Linked DNA regions of Homo sapiens: region 2 is linked to region 1. A link is a loop called in an ENCODE intact Hi-C map of the cell type or tissue named here. Cell type or tissue: chondrocyte. All regions are shown on one strand. Each heading gives the region's core, and the rest is flanking DNA. Links, peaks and the distances in the headings are about the cores only. Region 1 has its middle 43 kb from the start of CPO. Region 2 overlaps DYTN (dystrotelin).

The links. A loop is a pair of places that touch in the nucleus more often than their neighbours do. Peaks named below come from ENCODE experiments on the same cell type or tissue, not always from the same donor. Only the 100,000 strongest peaks of a DNase experiment are listed, where the experiment ranks them.
Region 2: a loop joins it to region 1, with 5 times the contacts of the local background. A loop is called at or near these places in 29 of 110 quality-filtered maps.

Annotation. Positions count from the first base shown.
Region 1 is chr2:206,977,795-206,987,369 of GRCh38, reverse strand. No RefSeq gene overlaps it. Among named protein-coding and RNA genes, the nearest start is that of CPO, 43 kb to the right of the region's middle. RefSeq lists a silencer at 5,383-5,532. In chondrocyte, for the core only: a CTCF peak has its summit at 5,451 (motif pointing left); a DNase peak (open chromatin) is centred at 5,471.
Region 2 is chr2:206,689,213-206,698,787 of GRCh38, reverse strand. DYTN (dystrotelin) reads left to right here. Exons shown (of 12, transcript NM_001093730.1): 8 at 3,911-4,022; 9 at 5,465-5,613. Among named protein-coding and RNA genes, the nearest start is that of DYTN, 24 kb to the left of the region's middle. In chondrocyte, for the core only: CTCF peaks have their summits at 4,683 and 4,920 (motif pointing left); no DNase peak of the experiment used is centred there.

The DNA.
Region 1 (9,575 bases), core at 960-8,959:
TGTTAGATCAAAGGTGTGTTCAGCCCTAGGTGTCATATTAAAGGCCTCAGAAATCTGAACTCAGAAGTAGAGGAATGCATATTTATTTAGCAACTACTAATTACTAGATACTACAGAGAGATTTTAAAACACAGTCCCCAGGTTAGATGAGTTGTCTAGAAATTCAATTTTATGAAAACTGAAACTGAGAATGTTTTTCTGAGAGGAGAGAAGACCTCTAGAAGGAACAGGATAGCTGTGTTCAGATATATGATGTTGTCATGTGGACAACACTGAGCTACAATTGAGCTACAATTCAAGACTAAGACTGGTCCATGCTGTTCAAGAAGGTAAAAGAAGCACACCAAATGTCTAATAGAGAGAAGCTAAGGCAGATTTATGCTGAATAAGAAGGAGTTTGCTAGCAATTAGACATGTTCTGTGTGATGAAACTGGTTTGTTACCAAGTGATGAGTCTATGCTGCCTCTGGAAGTGTCCAAGAAGAGAAGGGAGGTTAACAACCACCATACTAGGTTGCTATATGCCAGTTTACATGATACGTGCTTTATATCTCAAATCCTCACAATAATCTGGCAAGGCAGAAAAAAATACTGCTCCTATTTTACAAATGAGGGACTTGAGGTCTAGAGGGGTTACATCACTTGCTTAGTATCTCATTACTTGTAAGTGGCACAGCCTGAATTCAAACCCATGTCTGTGTAGTTTCAAAGTAGGGATATAGCCAAGTGAATTCCTGCCTTAGAAGGTGTATTAGTCTGTTCTTATGCTGCTAATAAAGACATACCCGAGACTGGGTAATTTATAAAGGAAAAGAGGCTTAATGACTCATAGTTCTATGTGGCTGGGGAGGCCTCACAATGGTGGTAGAAGGTGAGGAGGGGCAAAGTCACGTCTTACATGGTGGCAGGAAAGAGAGTGTGGCAGGGGAACTGCCCTTTATACAACCATCACATCTCGTGAGACTTATTCACTATCATGAGAACAGCACGGGAAAGACCCACCTCCATGATTAAATTACCTCCCACTAGGTCCCTCCCACCACACGTGGGAATTATGGGAGCTACAATTCAAGATGAGATTTGGGTGGGGACCCACAGCCAAACCATATCAGAAGGAGGTTGGAGAAGACAAATATTAAGGTTTAGTATACTAATTTTACTACTTTACTGAGCCTCAGTTTCTGCCCAGTAGTCCATGATCTCTGTATGGGTACAGAGTACCCATAATTCTAAGTATCTTTTTGGAAGAACAAACAAGATATTCTCCTTTTATGATATCAGAGTAAAAGAAAATAGATATATCAGTAAGGATCTGCTAAACTGCAGTAATAAACAATCCCTAAATCTCAGTGGCTTAACCCAATACCTTCTGCAGGGATCGGCAGGGGAGTCTTCCTACCATAGTCAGGGAGCCTGGCTGACGCAGGCTTTATCTCACCATGTGCTTACCTGATCACAGCAGCTGCAGACAGAAAGCATCACAAACTATGCACTGGCTCTTAACACTTCTGCCTGGAAGTCATGTACAACCCTTCCACTCACATTTCTTTGTACAACACCTGGTCACACCTAACTTCAAAGAAGTTGAAGAAGTACAATCATATCACGAGACCAGAGGTAGAAAGTCATACAGATTTGAGACTACACAAGTGATTTCCACAATCACATTTTGATAACAGTCAATATTGAGTTGATATTTAAATTATAACTATGATCATTAAGAATTTTTGAAGGAAATAGTGATGGAAAGATAGTGTGGAATGCATGCCCTGAAAATGTGGGGAATAATAAATTAGATCTCATGATACCAAATCTTCAGAAGACGAGTCACATTAATGGTTTCCATTCTGTGTCGTGGAATGTCCCAGACACTTTTATAATGGGTAAGGGGTTGGGCTCCAGGCTCCTTTCCTTTTCTGTCCTCAGCTTTGTTCATCTGCTTTATTTGGTGTGTGGGGTGCATGTTTGTGTGTGTGTGTGTGTGTTTTTGATGAATTTTTGTTTCTCAGCACCCATTCCTCTCTTCTAACAGCTCCCAAATTTCCATGTGAAGAATTACACCCTTCATATTGTATAAAGCCTCAAGATGTCCTGACTATAAGCCACACAGGCTATTGGTTTCTACGAGAAGCTCTCACCACCTAGGTACAGCCAAACATGTGACCCCAGCTTAATCAGACTCTCTCCCCTTAGAGTTTGACCCTCACACCAGCAACTACAATGGCAAAAGAAAAGGTAAAAGTTCGTTGCCACTTTGGTTGTGCAGTATTAAATTATTTTTCAAAATATGGCTTTATGTTTGATCCCCAATCTAAGGAATCAAGCATTTGCCTGATGGTCAAATATCTGAATCCAGATAGTTCCTATTGACTATTTGGCAGGAATGTTATATCATTAGCCGTATTTAAACTCATAAATATCAGCCATGAAGATTGAGGAGATGGTGCCAGGATGATACAAATTATTCGTGGAAAATGGTGTCACTGTTGTGCAGAAAGGGCACAACCCTAAAAAGCACCTTATTCAAAGTCAGTAAGTGTGTGAGACAATGTTCTTTCTCTTCATCACAGAGAGAATTACCTGTATATTCAAAGCCTCATGCTTACATCCTCCCTTCAATCAGGTGCAAGCATTAGTATCTTTCAAGTGAATTTCCTTATGCTTTAGTTAGCTCATTAATTTATCTTGCCTACAACGAAATAACCCTAAGTGTATAAAGATTTATCAAGGTACGTTTTTATTTTCTTGCTTGTTTTTTTGCAAAGAGTTCCATGCTAAAATATTAAAGTTTGGACCAAATGATTTTAGATATTGCTCCTAGTCTTATGCTTTTAAGCTTAAAAAACAACAGAAGAAAATGCGTTTTGCAGATCTGGCAGCTGACTCAATGCAAATGTTACCACCAACAGGAACCACAAAGAAACCTAGGTCAGTAATATGATCATGTAAAAGATGTCTCAATATCTTTCCCACCATCTTCCTGCACTGGCCTGTGAAATTTAACTCTTTCTTAATATTTCTTAAATGACATTTTTCTTAAATGTTTCTAAACATTTAAAAGCTGCAGCCTTGCTGCATGTTCTGGAGCTGTGTGATACGGGTTTTCCTTGTAAACCTCACTGTATGCTTCTCTCCGTGATGACGAATAGGAACATTATCTCCTGCACTTACTGACTTTGAATGAGGTGCTTTTTAGGGCTGCGCCCTTTCTGCACAACAATGACACCATTTTCCATGAATAATTTGTATCATCCTGGTACCACCTTTACAATCTTCATGGCTGTTATTTCTGAGTTTAAATATGGCTAATGATATAACATTCCTGCCAGACTGTAGGAAATACCTGGATTTAGATATTTTGGCATCAGGCAAACACTTGATTCCTTAGATTGGGACTCAAACAAAAAGCTGAAAAGCTATCTTTGGAAAACAATTGAATGCAGGAATCATAAACATCATAATGAGCTGAGGGTAGACCATGCATTCCTCTCACTAGAGTGGGTAGTTGGTATCTCATTAGGACTGTTGCATGTCTTAAGAGTTCTAGCTGTGTGCTCTGTTTGGGATTCCTGTTATTGTACGGGTTGCAAAGAGTTAACATGCATTTTCTCTGTGATCTATCCAATGTGTACTTATTTTGTTTATAGGACCTTGCCACCTCACCATAATGTTTATAGGTTTTCTTGATGATTTCATTGCCTCTAGGGAATGTACTGCATCTCACCTCTTGCACATTACTCTTCTGTGGGAATCTGAACATTCTGTGTCTTGCGCTGCCCAGAGGAGTCTACATTCCACTCCTGCCTTCTGCTGAGTCCCCATGCTGAAAGCCCACCTGCTTCAGTAATTCTCCAGTCTTCCCCTTCCTGCCCCCCTCACTTGATTATTGATGAGCTTTCTTGAGCTGCCACCACCCCATTAAATAACCCAGTTCTGCACTTGGTGAATGGTTTCCCACTCTCTGCAAAATAGGCACTTCTCCCTACTTGTCCAGAAAGCAGTCTGGTCGCTGCTAGGAAGGCCTGGCCTCTTGGCAGAGGGCCATAGGAAGAACATCACCCCAGCACTGAAAACCAGTTTTTTGGTGTGTAAATGTTTTGCTTGTTTGTCTGCTTTGTTTTTTAGCTTTAAAAACATCACTCGGCCATGGGAAAGGCAGGTATATTTTGATTGCTACCAGCAAGGCATGGAAACACTACTTCTGTGCGTTCTCAACATGGATCACTCTTAGAATTAGGTAAGAGAGCTGAATAAAGAGAGTTTTGCAGAAGAAGGGATTTGCGGAGAATATAGAACAAAGTTCCAGTGCAAGAGGGTTGAGGAAATCAGAAAGCAACTAGTTTTCTAAATTAAAGGGAAACCACATACAGACTCTGGATGAATTCAAAGGCATTTAAAGGCTGGGCTTTTTTTCTTTAAGTATCATTTTCATTTGCACAGATTTCCCAAGCAATCCACCTGGCTGACTTTACTCTTCTCTCATCCATATGGAGGTCTCTGGCTAAGTCCAAGGAGCTATAAACAAAAAAATACAAATAAGAACTGTGTAAACAGGAAGTCAGGCTCCCAAGCGAGAAATGTGTCTAGTAAACGATGTGACAACACTAAGGAGTCATTGTAGCACTCCTTGCTCTGATCTTATCCAGCTCTTTCATTTCTGTAAATGTGCCTGCGTAAACCAGCACCCCAGCCAACAGCCTATTGCAGGGGAAAGACACCTGCCTAGCCTCCCTCTTATTCCTCCATCACTTAGTCTGTCCCGAGATGTCATTGTCAGGCATTGGAAATTACAGAGTCAATCTGCCCTGCCTGTGATGGACTCCGTGTGAATACATCTCTTATGTGTGTTTCACACGCACGATCTGGTCAACACCCAGTGTTCTTTTTTCTCCTCCCTCCTCCCATCACCATCATCCACACGTGGCCATTCACCTCACAGTCTGGTATCTGGGGCCAACCTTACCTCTCAGGGGAGAGACTGATTTGATTTGCTCTTCACCCTGAACAAGGAGACCTTTCATTTAAAAAGGGAAGATGCTTTATTTCCCTGTGAATTAGAATAATGAAATATTTCTTGTAAACCTGGGAATTAAAATGGAGACAATATGAGTCCTTCAGTTTCTTTTATTGGTCTTCAGAGGTGAACGTGGGAGCAGTTGTAAATATGCATCAGGGTATCTCCTGGTCTGATGGTATTGAAACTCCATTCACAGCAATGCTAAGTGTCGCTGCCGGATTTGTCTCCAAGAGCTCCCTCCCATTTCTTCCCACCCTCTACCTCGCTTCCAGCTCCCTACCCTGGTTACAGTGACTTTGAAACTAGTAAGAAGCATTTTGAGGTGACACTCGAGTAGCTGTGTGGTCTGGAATGCATTATAATGTTATGTCTCAATTACAATATTCTTTGGTTGATACACAAGGCAGGCACAGCCAAGATCCAGCCTTAGGGCGCACTGCCACCTCCTGGAAAACCCTCTGTGTGCGGCGCCTGCTATCATCCTTCCTCCAATGCCACCAACCAGAAAACAAGCACTTGTTCATGGCCTTCTGTCTTTAGAATCCAAGATCTGGGCACACCTAGCCATCTTCTCCTGTCCCTTCAAATTGGAATGTACTAATTCCTGAAGGAAGTGAAAATGTGTTGCATTGTCTTTTCTTTTTTTCTTTTTTTTGGAGACAGAGCCTCGCTCTGTCGCCCAGACTGGAGTACAGTGGCATGATCTCGGCTTATTACAACCTCCACCTCCTGGGTTCAAGCGATTCTACTGCTTCAGCCTCCCGAGTAGCTGAGATTACAGGCATGAGCCACCACACCTGGCTCACCTGGCTCATCTTTTATATTTTTGGTAGAGAAAGGGTTTCACCATGTTGGCCAGGCCGGTCTCCAATCCTGACCTCAAGTGATCTGCCCGCCTCAGCCTCCCAAAGAGCTGGGATTACAGGCATGAGCCACCGCACCCGGCTGCATTGTCATCTTAATTACAAACAAGTAACTAGGTTGGGGAAGCCACTGGTGCAGAGATCCGTGATCATTACTCTCACCTTCTGCTCCTGAGGCTGGTAACAGACGCTGCTTACTGTAAATGAGTGCCTGGCACCAGTAGGATCCTGCCCTCGGGATCTCTGGAAGAAGTGCCAACATTATTTACATCATTATGCCTAGCGTTCCATTATTGCAACGCTAACCATGTGGAAGTTATTTATATCCCACTGCTCAAGGTCATTGCCAAGGTCTGATGGCAAAAATTCAAAAAATTGCAACCTCAGGCATAAATGGGTTAAGGACTGGACCAAGGACTTGGAGCAGAAGTCACATGCACAGGCAGAGTGTTGGAGTGGAGGAAGCCCTGAGTTCTTCGGCCCTATTGCTATGTGGTGATTGTTTGAGATTCCACCTTACCAGCATGTTGAGATGTCTAATGAGATATTTTCAGAAAACACCAAAGACACAGAAAAGCACCTATAGGTTTCCATTTAGACTCACAGCAAATGAAGACCAGCACACACAACTGTGTCTTCGAAGCAACCCTGCTGACTAGAGGAGGCTAGCTGTCAGGTTTTGGCTAGAAAAGCAAAAATACATCTGGGGAGATATCAGTCCCATCATCATGAAAAATAATGGGATAACATTTCTCTATCAACAGCTTTCCTTTAAAATAACAAAAATATGATTATCAGGCAAATAAGAACATATTCTCATTAATTGAATTGATTGATTTCAGTTAATTACCTGAATTGCTTAAATTCAACTAGTATCCCTCTGAGTCAGCAGTTCTTATCTTTTGAAAGGGGGGTTACAGACTCTTTGAAAAATATTTTTAAAATGTGAAAATGTCTGTATGCTTCTTCCAGAAAAATGTATACACATTTTTTCTATTATTTAATAATATCTGTGAAACCCCATCACCACTGCCAAAGTGATCTTAACAGCACTTAATTAAAAATGCCTCTTGTAGCTAGTTTTCTTTGCAAGCCTGGGTTCAAGTTTTGGGCATCCTGGTTAATTTGGGGAGAAAGGAGGGGCCACAGGAATATTTGCAATAAGCAGATCCCTGGGTTGGGCACCTACAAGAAATGGCCAAGGATATTTCCACTTCTCTTCTGTTCCCTGGCCTCACACTGAAAGTAGATTTAAACGTTCATCTTTTGAAAATCCTGGACCTTCAGAGACACACATCTGAAAAGCTCAGATAACACCTTGCTTCAGCTCAGCTCCGGGAAAACAAAGCTGAATCAGGGTTCTGCCATAGCACCTGTTTGGACATGCTCTCTGTATTTAGCCCTAGAGAAAAACCCTAATGAAAGTGATTTGGGAACATAGGCTTTCTTGTGGCAGGAGCATCAGACACCACATTTTCTGACAGTATCATTAGTATTAATAGTCTTAACTCCTAATATTTACTAAGCTCTTACATTGTGATTAGAGTAGGTGGTCTAGGGTGGACAAGTCACTCTGTCATGGAAAATCATCATTCAAAGCACTTTACAAACGTTAACCTACCTAATCTCCCCAACAGCAGTGTAAGGTAGGTCCTCTTATCCACAGTTTATCAATGAGGCAGTTGAGACACAAACATGTTCTGCGACTTGCCCAGGTACACAGCCATGAAGTGACTGGGCGGAGCTTTACCTGGGCAATATGGCTTCAGAGTTTTTGATGTTAACGCTTCCCTAGAGTGTCTCTCACTTACCTGAATCCTGGGAATGGTTCATGAAAATAGATTCCTGAAGATTTTGTGTAAGGGCACAGAGGCATGGTTGCTACAATTAAGCAGACACAGTGAGTAGAATGGACTTTGGCTTTGCTCTGGGGAATCCTGAACCTAATTTTGAATGTATGCCCAGCACATAGTTGAGAAATAAATGATTTTACCTTCTTTTTGAGAATATGACACTTAGAATCTGCTAGGGTGAACTCTGAGACTTGTAGAAAGGCCCTGTGCTTTTTCTGGGTTAGGGGGAAGCTGTTGCTTTTTTTTTTTTCTTGAGATGGAGGTTCGCTCTTGTTGCCCAAGCTGGAGTGCAATGGTGCAATCTCGGCTCACTGCAACCTCTGCCTCCCAGGTTCAAGCGATTCTCCTGCCTCAGCCTCCCAAGTAGCTGGGATTACAGGCACTTGCCACCACGCCCGGCTAGTTTTTTGTATTTTTAGTAGAAACAGGATTTCACCATGTTAGCCAGTCTGGTCTCGAACTCCTGACCTCAGGCGATCCACCCACCTTGGCCTCCCAAAGTGTTGGGATTACAGGCGTGAGCCACCGCACCCAGCCAGTTGTTGCTTTTTAACTGACCAGTGTCTACTCACTCTTCTTCCAACATAAGCGGCCTGATTTTATTTCCTATCTCAACCTACGTGGTTTGGGAAGCTGGTCTATGAGTGAACATGTGACCTGGGCTGGGACAACAGCATATTCCAACTTCTTGACTCATGGAGGCCCATTCAGTCCCTCTTTGGGAATTGTACTGGAATCACTACAAAAGAGAAACACTTTTTTTCCAGGGTTGTGGAGAGGATAGGATCCAGGACTAGAGCTGCAGGGGATGGGCGGAAGGACAATAAGAGCAGGGGTTGCATTTTGCTCTCACATGGAAAGAGCCTGCTTCAATAAAACCAACAGAAAAAGATCTGATGCAAAATTAAAATAGGGAAACTCATTAAACTCTGATAACATCTTTGGAATCTCTGGATTCTTTTATTCTTGAACTCCCTTCAGATCTTTTAGTTATATGAACCAATGAATTTGGGAACAGGAGCTAACATCAGATGCTTGACTTTCTGAGAAGTAAAGAGCCAGAGACATCCAGGTTATTTCTTTTTTTTTTTTTTTTTTTTTTTGAGACAGAGTCTGGCTCTGTTGCCCAGGCTGGAGTGCAGTGGTGCAATCTTGGCTCACTGCAAGCGCTGCCTCCCAGGTTCACGCCATTCTCCTTCCTCAGTCTCCTGTATAGCTGGGACTACAGGCGCCCACCACCACGCCCAGCTAATTTTTTGTATTTTTAGTAGCGATGGGGTTTCACCGTGTTAGCCAGGATGGTCTCGATCTCCTGACCTCGTGATCTGCCCGCCTCGGCCTCCCAAAGTGCTGAGATTACAGGCGTGAGCCACCGCGCCTGGCTGGTTGTTTCTTGACTATGATTTAATTCCAGCCTCTTCCCCACTCTGAGGGAGGGCATGTTCAGGTTTAGCCCCTTCTCCATTGCTTCTGCTGCAAACCCCTGATTCTCAACACTCCTCCCCAACTACCGCATCCTGCCTCATAAAAGATGCTGAGATTATTTTTAATTACAAATGTAAAATTAACTGGTATGTCCATGGCTATTATCAGGATCTCAAATTGAAGATTGTGTCTTGTACAGAGTGCAGATCATTTAAGCAATCAGACTACTTCCAAGTTTTTCTCACATTCTAAGAAAACTAATGAACCCTTCCCTAGCCCGCTCCTATGCCCGCCCCACAGAGGTTGAGTTAATGGCTCTTCTCCGCTAGTTGCTTGCACGTGCTCTTCATTTTAGTACTTACCATTTTGTGAGGTGTTTGTTTACTTTTCTGCATTTTGAACTAGACTCTAAGATCC
Region 2 (9,575 bases), core at 760-8,759, 290 kb after region 1:
GCAAAAAGCAGATTTGAGAGCTAGATTTGGAGGTGGGAGATTCAAATATTTCCATAGCTTTGAGGCTAACAGTCAAAATCCCATCTTAGAGAAAGAGTGTTATAGGTCTCCCATAAATAAAACCATAGGGAAGTAAAATTGGAGTTATCATTAAAGCTTGGGAGAAGAGAAAGAAACCACCAGGTGTAGGCCAGGCATGGAAGAAGCCATTATTCACGATGAGTGAACAGGGGCTGGGGATGTGGGAAGACTAAAGCTCTGGGACATCAGGTAGCTAAATACAAGGCAAAACTGAGGGTTCCCGGAAGGAGAAGGGGACAAGAGGCCTCAGGACTCAGCTCCTGCTCACTTTGTTCCCCTTCCCTTCCCATGCTTCCTGACCCTAGCTAACCCAGAACTGAAATTGCTCCCCATGGAGGTAAAATAGGTCTGCTTGGTACACCGAAAAACTGGAGATCCGGTTTTAATTTTGCTGAGAAAATGAATTGGGTTTGCAGAGAATTTGCAGGACACAGTGAAACTTCATTCATGAAAATTCGGCAAGGAACTGAACTTTAAACAATAAAACATATAAATGAACAGGACTGTTGGAAACCAAGCAAGCAGGAACAAAGAAATCCTCATACAACAAAGAAAAATAAATTATTTATATTGGACAATGGGGAAATCTGAATATGATTTGCCATGTTATGAGTACATTATAATCATTTAACCAATAAGCAAGTATTAGTTAAGGAGTTACTGCAAGTCCTGCCCTAGGTCGAGTACAGGATTAACTTTGTAATTATATAAAACACAACTTTTACATTGAAATATGTTTTCAAAATTATTATGTATAACATAAAGCAGATACTATTTCTATTCTATAGATGACAAAAATTGAGTCTCAAAGAGTTTGAGTGACTTACTTAAGTCGCCCCTAAAAATGGCAAAGGCAGAGGCCGAGAAATGCTACCCTTCAAATATCTGTTGAGAATGAGAACAGAATTTCTTTAAAATGCCCCCATGTAAACCATCTTTCCCCTTATGCATCCAAGGCAATAAACAGGTGTCCTATATACAAAGAGCTAGGAGACCTGGGCAAGGTGTTTAACCTCTCTAGACCTCAGTTTGGGGTTTTTGTTTTTTGGTTTGTTTTGTTTTTAGTAAAATTCAGCAGGGTAGATCAAATGATGTCTGAGACTTCTTTAGCTCTAAACTTAGGATTCTATTAAAAATTGCCTGGATATATTATAATCCTAACTTTAAACTTATGTTTTGGGATCTCAAAAAACTCAACCAGTAGCTTTGGTTTTTTGGGAGATGAAGAAAGCCATGTTAGAGGGCATGCATTTGCAGATCTGCAGGTAGCAGGAAGAGGACAAAGATTTGGCCTTCTAAAGAAAGAGAAGGTGCAAAGACCATAGAGTGGCCTTAATCCAAGAAAAAAATTCTAGAAGGACATGTCAGCATTTTTGCTCTGTGATAGCCATGGAAGGTTGAAATGAAATTGGGAGAAAACCTGGGTTCTATACTGGTAAAAAACATCAACAACAGGCCAATCTCATTACCCACACAATAACCATTCTCATATACCTGTAGGTAGTTTCAGAGCACAGAGGAACAAATTTAAGGATAGAGCAGCATATTATCCTAAATAAGTTAATCACAGCCATCCAGTTAATGCTTGATAAAGCAGCCAGCATGGATGACTCATCAAATAATCCTTATAAAAATAGTTTATTATGTTGTACACTTCATTGAAAAAGTAAATGTCTTCCCATTTATGTATGTTGAACAACTTTTAAAGTTTTCTAAAAATTTTGCAAGGCCAGGAGGATAGGGTTTACTAGCTCCATTTTTCCTTAGTTGAAGAAACTAAGTCATTTATCCAACTTCATTCAACTAATGTTCATTGAAAAACCTACCATGTACCAGGCATTCTCCTAAACTTAAGTGAGCTTAAGTTTTCAATTCAACTATTAGTACTACTATAAGTAGTAATGGTGGTATGTGAATTCAAACTCAAGCCTCCTGCCTTGAGGAGTGGTGGTCTATTCTAGGATAGTGTGGTCTATTCTAGTGGTTAAAATGGCAGGCCATCAGTTCAGATAGTAACCTGGGACTCAAAATCTTCTACTACTTACTAAGTAGTTGTGTAACTTTGTGCAAGTTACTTAAACTCTCTTTAATTCAGTTTCCTCATCTGCAAAATGAGGGTAATCGTATGAATACCTGAAAGAATTTCCATGGGGATTAACTGGGTCAACACATGTACACTGCCTGCACATAGAACATGCACAAAAATGCTAGCTGCTATTATATCATCCCACATTATTTATTAATATCCTGCCATGGGAGTCAGGGTTGGAAGTACAGCAGTAAACAAGGGTAGCTGAGGGGCGATCTCAAGGTATTTACATTCTCCTGCTCCTCCTCTAAACGACTTTGATCAGACCATCAGACCTTCTGCCATCTGGCCTCAGAAGCTTTCCAAGGTGTTTTCCCGCTGTTATTCAGGGCAGTTAGCAGGTCTGATAGATTTTATGTCCTCTAAACCCTTCTTACTCATCCCAATCTTCGTTACCTTATTCCTTCTCTTCTTTCTACTTGGGATTTTCTTTGCTTTAATCTCCAGCCCAGCCTTCCATGTATAGCATGAGCCTCACTTTCCAGACCACACCAGCCCATAGGGCTCTCCCTCTGCCTCCCTGCTATACCCCTCTTCTCCATGCCTTTCACTTGGCACTTAATCACACATCACCTAATTCTGGAAGTTATTACTTCAACCTTCCATGTCAAAGTTTTGCCGCAAGATATGAAATTTAAGAGCACTGGAATCTTATCATATTTCTTTTTTGTAACCTTAAGAGAGGTGTTGAAAACCCAAATGCTTAAAAGGCAAGGCAAGTGGTATACGTGAAGGAAATAGGACAGGTAGGGACTATAGCTAGCTCAGAACTGTATGTCCAGTCTAAAAGGAGTAGCTGCTGCCTGGTTCTCACCAACTGTCACCATATGAGGACAGAGTTTTATACCACACACACTGCAGTTAGAGAAGAGAATTTACATATCAGGGGAAAAATGTATAGCTCCCTGTTATTTTATAGACAAACAACATGGTCCCACTCAAATATCCTTAAAAGTTACTAACTGATGACTGCTAGGTCTTACTAGCTCCCCACTAACATCACAATAGTTTCCTGAGTATTATGGGACACCCCTCCTAACCAGAGTGTCTCAAGACTCTCTCCGCTCCTTCTGACCACAAAGGGATTTAAGGCTGTCATTTCTCAAAAAGAAAAATTCTCCAATGTTGATGGGTCAAGAAACTTGGCTGTGGTGAGGAATTCCCCTCCTCTACTTTATATCTTTCCTACATACAGACTTCTATAAAATGACGAGTGCTTATTTTTAAATTTGTTATTTATGGCTTAATTTTCCCCAACACCACTCAGGAATACAGGCCCAATATTATCATACCCTGCAAAAGTTTAAGACAAGCCAAAATTTGATTTTATTGAAATCTATTTTTAAATTAGCTATTAAATTCAAAGAATTTGAGTGCATTGTGCAGCTGCACAAAACGCAGCTGCAGATTTAAGGGTTTATCCTAAAGGTTGTAGCACACAGCACCCTGCATATAGAAGGCACTTCGTATTTTGGGAAATAAATCAGACTTCTATACCATAGCGTATATGGCATTAATATAATGCCATTTGAAAATACTATCATATGAAGATGTATTTGAGTAAACAAACGCATTAGAGTCATTTAATAATCCTATAGTTTGGGAGAAACTTTACACTGATTTGGCAGCTCAGACATCTTCTGTATATTTTGGGTTGCTCATTCTCTACCTGGATATTCTTTTTTTTTTTTTTTTCTCATCTACTAGTGACGTAAGCTGTGCTTCTATTTTAACTGGCAGATACCGCTGTCTGAAGTGTCTCAACTTTGACATCTGCCAGATGTGTTTCTTATCTGGTCTTCACAGCAAGTCCCATCAGAAGTCTCATCCTGTCATTGAGCACTGCATTCAGGTAACATTTAATGTCACATACCAAACTATTCATTAATCAATTCAGTATAAGCTATAGCCATGAAAAAACCTTCCCTCCAGTGAAACCACAGATTCTGCTCCTGTCATACATTGCAATATTTAAGACTAAGCAAGTGGCAAACTCCACCTTGAATATCTCCCAACGTAAGTATGATTTCTTCACATTGTATGTCTCAGTGGAAGTTTTTGGCCACAAGAACAGGCCAGAGTTCAGTCTGAAGTGATTGATCAGATACTCTGGAATAGAAAATGTCAGTGAAGAGTTACAGGGAGCAGCACTGGAAATGGGTACAGATGGAAAAGAGAAGGGCTCTGATATGGCAAAAATGATGCAGCAAGACTTCTAGTTACTAACATATTTTTGGAGAATTTTTCTTTTTTAACATGTCTTTTCCTGAACCCTAAATTTCAAATATTTCTTCTTTAGGAAAAAAGAAAGATTATTATCTCAATGTTGACTGAAAAAGTATACAACTAAAACTTCACAGCTGCCTTTCAAATTTTTTAAAATTATAAATACCTAGCAAGTGAATTCAGTTCTTTGTAAGAAGAGAAACAGCATAGTACATTTTAGAAAAAAGCATTCTATTTTTTCCCAGAAAGAACATTTTCTTTTCATTACTAAATTCCAGTGAGTAAGTTTCTTCACACAGATGGCAACCTCCTCAAATACCACAATAGCGAAGGATGTTGACTAATTAACTTTGCCAAGGATAGTTTTCCCTCCTTCTCTCCTTTACATGAATGGCCTGCAAAAGTCAAGTGCCTGAATCTTGCCAAATAATTTCCAGTGGGCATTGCCTTACCCAGGTCCTCAGGTTCACAGGCCTAGGATCTACCTTCCTAGTGCTAAAAGTCTTGGATTTGTTGATGTTAGAGTGACACCATGTGGCCACTTTGTTATTACGCTTTAAATTTCAAGTGCTGAAACCCTTGAAATGAGACATCTCATTCCTTCTTTGCATTTGGTAGAAGTTCTTAACTTGGGGTGAAATAAATGGATTTCGGGTGAGCCTGTGAGTCCACTGAAATTGTATGCAGAATGGAATGTGTGAGTATTTCGCTGGAAATAAATCCATGAGTTATCATCCAATTCTCAAAGGCATCCACAACCCTAAATGTGAGCAACCACAGGCTTAGTCCTCTTTGATGCCCTCCTCTAGGTGTAGAATGCCAAATGACGGGGTTACTCTAAGGAAGAGGACTTATTGAGGGGGTTTGGGGTGTTTAATTTGGAGACTTATGCTATTTCTATGAGAATGTGAAGAAATTCAGGGACAAGAAGGAGGTAAGATTATTTTTCTGAGGACTTAAGAGAAATAATTCCAAAAACTTTCATGGTGGCCAGTCCATCCAAGTAAGGAAGGAAGACCACACGTAGACTGATCTGACGCTTTTTAAAAATGTTGGCCCTTTCAGCAGATGTCAGCAATGCAGAATACAAAACTTCTCTTCAGGACCCTCAGAAACAACCTTCTTCAGGGGCGCTGTAGGAAGAAAGAAGCAGCGAGAAGGCAGCAGCTGCTGGACCAGGTGAATCCAAAGGGTGTGCCTCACCATGCGCAGGCCAGGTGAGTGGCTGCGAGGATTGGCTGATCCCACAGAGCAGCCACCAAGGGCCCTGGGTGTTATGGTAACCGGCCAGCAATCTTTCTAATGCTGAAGATCCTAGACAAGGCAGGAGGAGGGGTGAGGGTTGGACTTCAGATATTTTTTTCCTCTAAAAAGGGCCTTTAATTTCAAAGTAGAACTAAGAGGCCACAACACCTTTTGGTGACCCATCCAGATGTTTAGAGTTATTTCTACAAATGAAACCATCAGAAAGACAAAGAAGATTTTTAATATTAGAATATTTGAATAACTTTGTTATATTCCTAGTTTTTGCTGGTTTGCTTTTGGAAGGCTAATTCAGAATTAATACTTTATTTAAAAAAAAAAAAGGAAAAGAAAGACACTCAGCATACCACCACTCACAGATGAGTGCTGTTCACATTTTAGTGTGAAACAGAGATTAACCAAAACAGGGATTATGCTATAGATACAATTTTTCATTCTTAGTTCCCAAAACATCATTTTTAATGGCCTTACTCTCTTCCTTATAAGAAAATGCCACAATTCACAAGCAATACATTATTGAACATTTGGCTATTTCCAAATGTTGCCCCCCAAAATTCTAGAGTCAACATCTCTATGCATGCATTTATCTAAATATTTTTATGTTTTTATTAAGGGAAAACTCATTCAATGAAAATCATTGAATAAAAAATTGCGAACTTGGTTAATCCTCGAAATTCAGAATGCCAAATTGTGCTCCAGAGGGGCACAGCCTGCCACTTCCAGTATATGCATCACATACCTGATCACCAACCTAAAGATGACCTTTAAAAGGTTTTTGTGACCTTCATTTTTGAAGTAGCCACTTCTTTGTAATTTAAAATAGCAGAAGATAAAGGAGAGAAACACTTTTTTTTTTTTTTTTTAGAGACAAGATCTCACTCTGTCGCCCAGGTTGGAGTGCAGTGGCACAATCATAGCTGACTGCAACCTTGGATTTTGGGACTTAAGCGATTCTCCCACCTCAGCCTCCCAGGCACATACCACCATGCTCGCTGAATTTTTATATTTGTGTTTTATAGAGATGGGGGTCTCACTATGTTACTCACAGGGGTTCTTAAACTCCTGGCCTCAAGTGACTTTCCCACCTCGGCCTCCCAAAGTGTTGAGATTACAGGCACGAGCCACCATGCCCAGCCTCATCACTTTTGAGAAAAAGAAATATTTATTCACTTCCATTTTGCCTACTAGGACTATAAGAATAGATTAGTTTAAATCAGATTGGTATTCATTTGTTAATTTCTTTTATAATTCTCTAATCTTTTCTCAGACATCCAGCAGCAAATCTCCATCTCAATCCCAGACCCCTATTTCTGTGGTCATTTTGTTGCTTTAAAGTTTGTTGTATTTTAAAATATGTTTTTATGGCTCTTTAAAGGATAAAGTACACAATGACCTCACAATTAGATGCTATCTATTATTCCTATGTCACATTTACCTATCAGGTTGTTAATCAATATATGATTAAAGTTAGATAATTTGGATATCATCTTGATGTATATCTTTAATATTGCACATAGAATTTAAATTTAAAAATAAAAACAAAGATATCAGTTTCCAGTTTATCTTTATTCTTAAAGCCAGCTATTTTTACCTTTCACTAGGAAAGTAATGATAAAATGTTAATCATCTATATATATATTGGATACTTGAGATCTTGCCCAAATTTCTATATTCCCATAGTCACATCACAAAGATCCATATATATATTTTTTTTTTAAGATGGAGTCTTGCTGTGATGCTCAGGTTGGAGTGTAGTGGCACCATCTCGGCTCGCTGCGACCTCTGCCTTCTAGGTTCAAGCAATTCTCCCGCCTCAGCCTCCTGAGCAGCTGGGATTACAGGCACCTGCCACCACAACTGACTAATTTTTGTATTTTTAGTAGAGACGGGGTTTCACCATATTGGCCAGGCTGGTCTTGATCTCCTGACCTCAAGTGATCCGCCCATCTTGGCCTCCCAAAGTGCTGGGATTACAGGTGTGAGCCACCGTGCCCGGCCTCCATACTCTTATTTGCATTTCTTTTGGCTACTGAAGTCAGACTGATCTTTTACACATTTTTGACACAAATGTGACAGCACTTCTCACCCACTCATCCCTTCCAAATCCTTATGCCTTCCTTAAATCAAATTCCTCCATCGTTTTCCCATCGTTTTTAGGCTAAAAATGAAAAGTTGTAACGTGACTTAGTCTTGGTCCTTTTGGTCCACCATCTTAATCTCTCCAGCTTCATTCCTCCTCCACAGTCTCTGTGTTCCAGCCCTGATTCTGCCTCACATATGACTAAGCCAGATCTATCCCACCCTTAAGACTTTATTTTAAAGGATTTGTCATAGTTTGTAACTACACATTTATTTATCTAACTATCTGATTAATGTCTGCCTTCTCATTTGGCTAAAAGCTCCATCAAGGAATCTGATTTCACTCCCTCTTGCAACTCCAACACCTGGCTCATAAAGTCATACAAACAATTCAATCCATCAGCAAATCTTGTTGGTTGTACCTTCAAAATAGATTTGAACTCCGAGTGAGTCTCATTATTTCTACTGCCACCACCTCAGCGGTCCCTTTCTCCCACATTGTCACATGACCTCCTAACTGGTTCCCCTGCTTCCTCCTCGGTCTCCCCATGGTCCACTCCTGGTGCCACAGGCCCTTTTCAGATTTTGGCCAGATCATGTCACTCCTCTGCACAAACTTTTTTGTGGCCTTCCCTCTTCCAAGAAAGTCACAGTCCTTCCAGTGGCCTTTAGCCTGGCCCTATAAACCCTGTTCCCCACCAGCTCTTGGTCCTCCACTGCACCTCTCCCTGACTTGTTCTGCTTCAGCCTCACAGCTCTCCTTGCTGCTCCATGAATACACCAGGCATGCTGCCACCTCGGGGGACTGGCAACCCTAGATCACCTCCCTGCGTGGCTTGACTGCTCACTTCCCAAAGACCTGCCGAGGTCTTTGCTCAAATGTAGGCTCATCCTGAAGGCCTTTCCTGACAACCATTTACCATTCAACCACTTTCCTCACTCTGGCACTCCCAGTTATCCTTGCTGGCTCTATTTTTCTTCAGAGCACTTAATCACCCTCTGACATCCTATATCTTACTTATTTATTATTTATTGCTGTGCCCCTCTCTATAATGTAAGCTCTATGAGGGGAGGAATGTCCATTGTTTCCAGTTGTATTGCCAGAATCTATAATAATGTCTGAATATGATAAATCCTCAATAAATATTTGTTGAATGACTGACTGACTGAATGAATGAATGAATAATAAAATGTATAGCGCATGATGGAGGGATTGATGGATGGATAGATAAGGTGAACCATGAGCTCTTTTAGAATGTAGCTGGAAAGAATCAAGGAGCTTTGGAACAAGATAATGAGGTTTGACTGAATCTGGAACAGAGACAGAAGCTTTGCCCTCAACTAACCACGTGTGTGGCCATGAGGAAGTCACTTCACTTTTCTAGGACTCAGTTTCTTTACCTGTTAATTGGGATAACCTCTCCTCTCTACTCCCAGAGTAGTATTTCTGGAGGTGAGATGAGGAAAGGGAATTACAAGGGCTGTACAAAGCCAGGGTTCTCTAAACGTCAATGAGTTGTACTCTGTCCACCCCAAGTACAGTAGAGTTGTTCCCCAAAATAACATTCTTATGTAATAATTTTCAGTGTACCCTAGACTTTGATGAGTTCAGAAATTCTGATTTGTGGCTCATCTAGGAGAAAAGAATGTGGAATATTACTAAATCACAATGTAATAATAGTAAAAAACACATCTTTGATATCTATTATGTTGGCACACTAGCACTGACCATCTTCTAAGAGATTAATGGTTATGGCCAAGTGATAATATTGAATTCGTTCAATGATTCAGCAAACTATCTGCATGGTAATAAGCCTTCTCCCTTTTGATGTGGTTT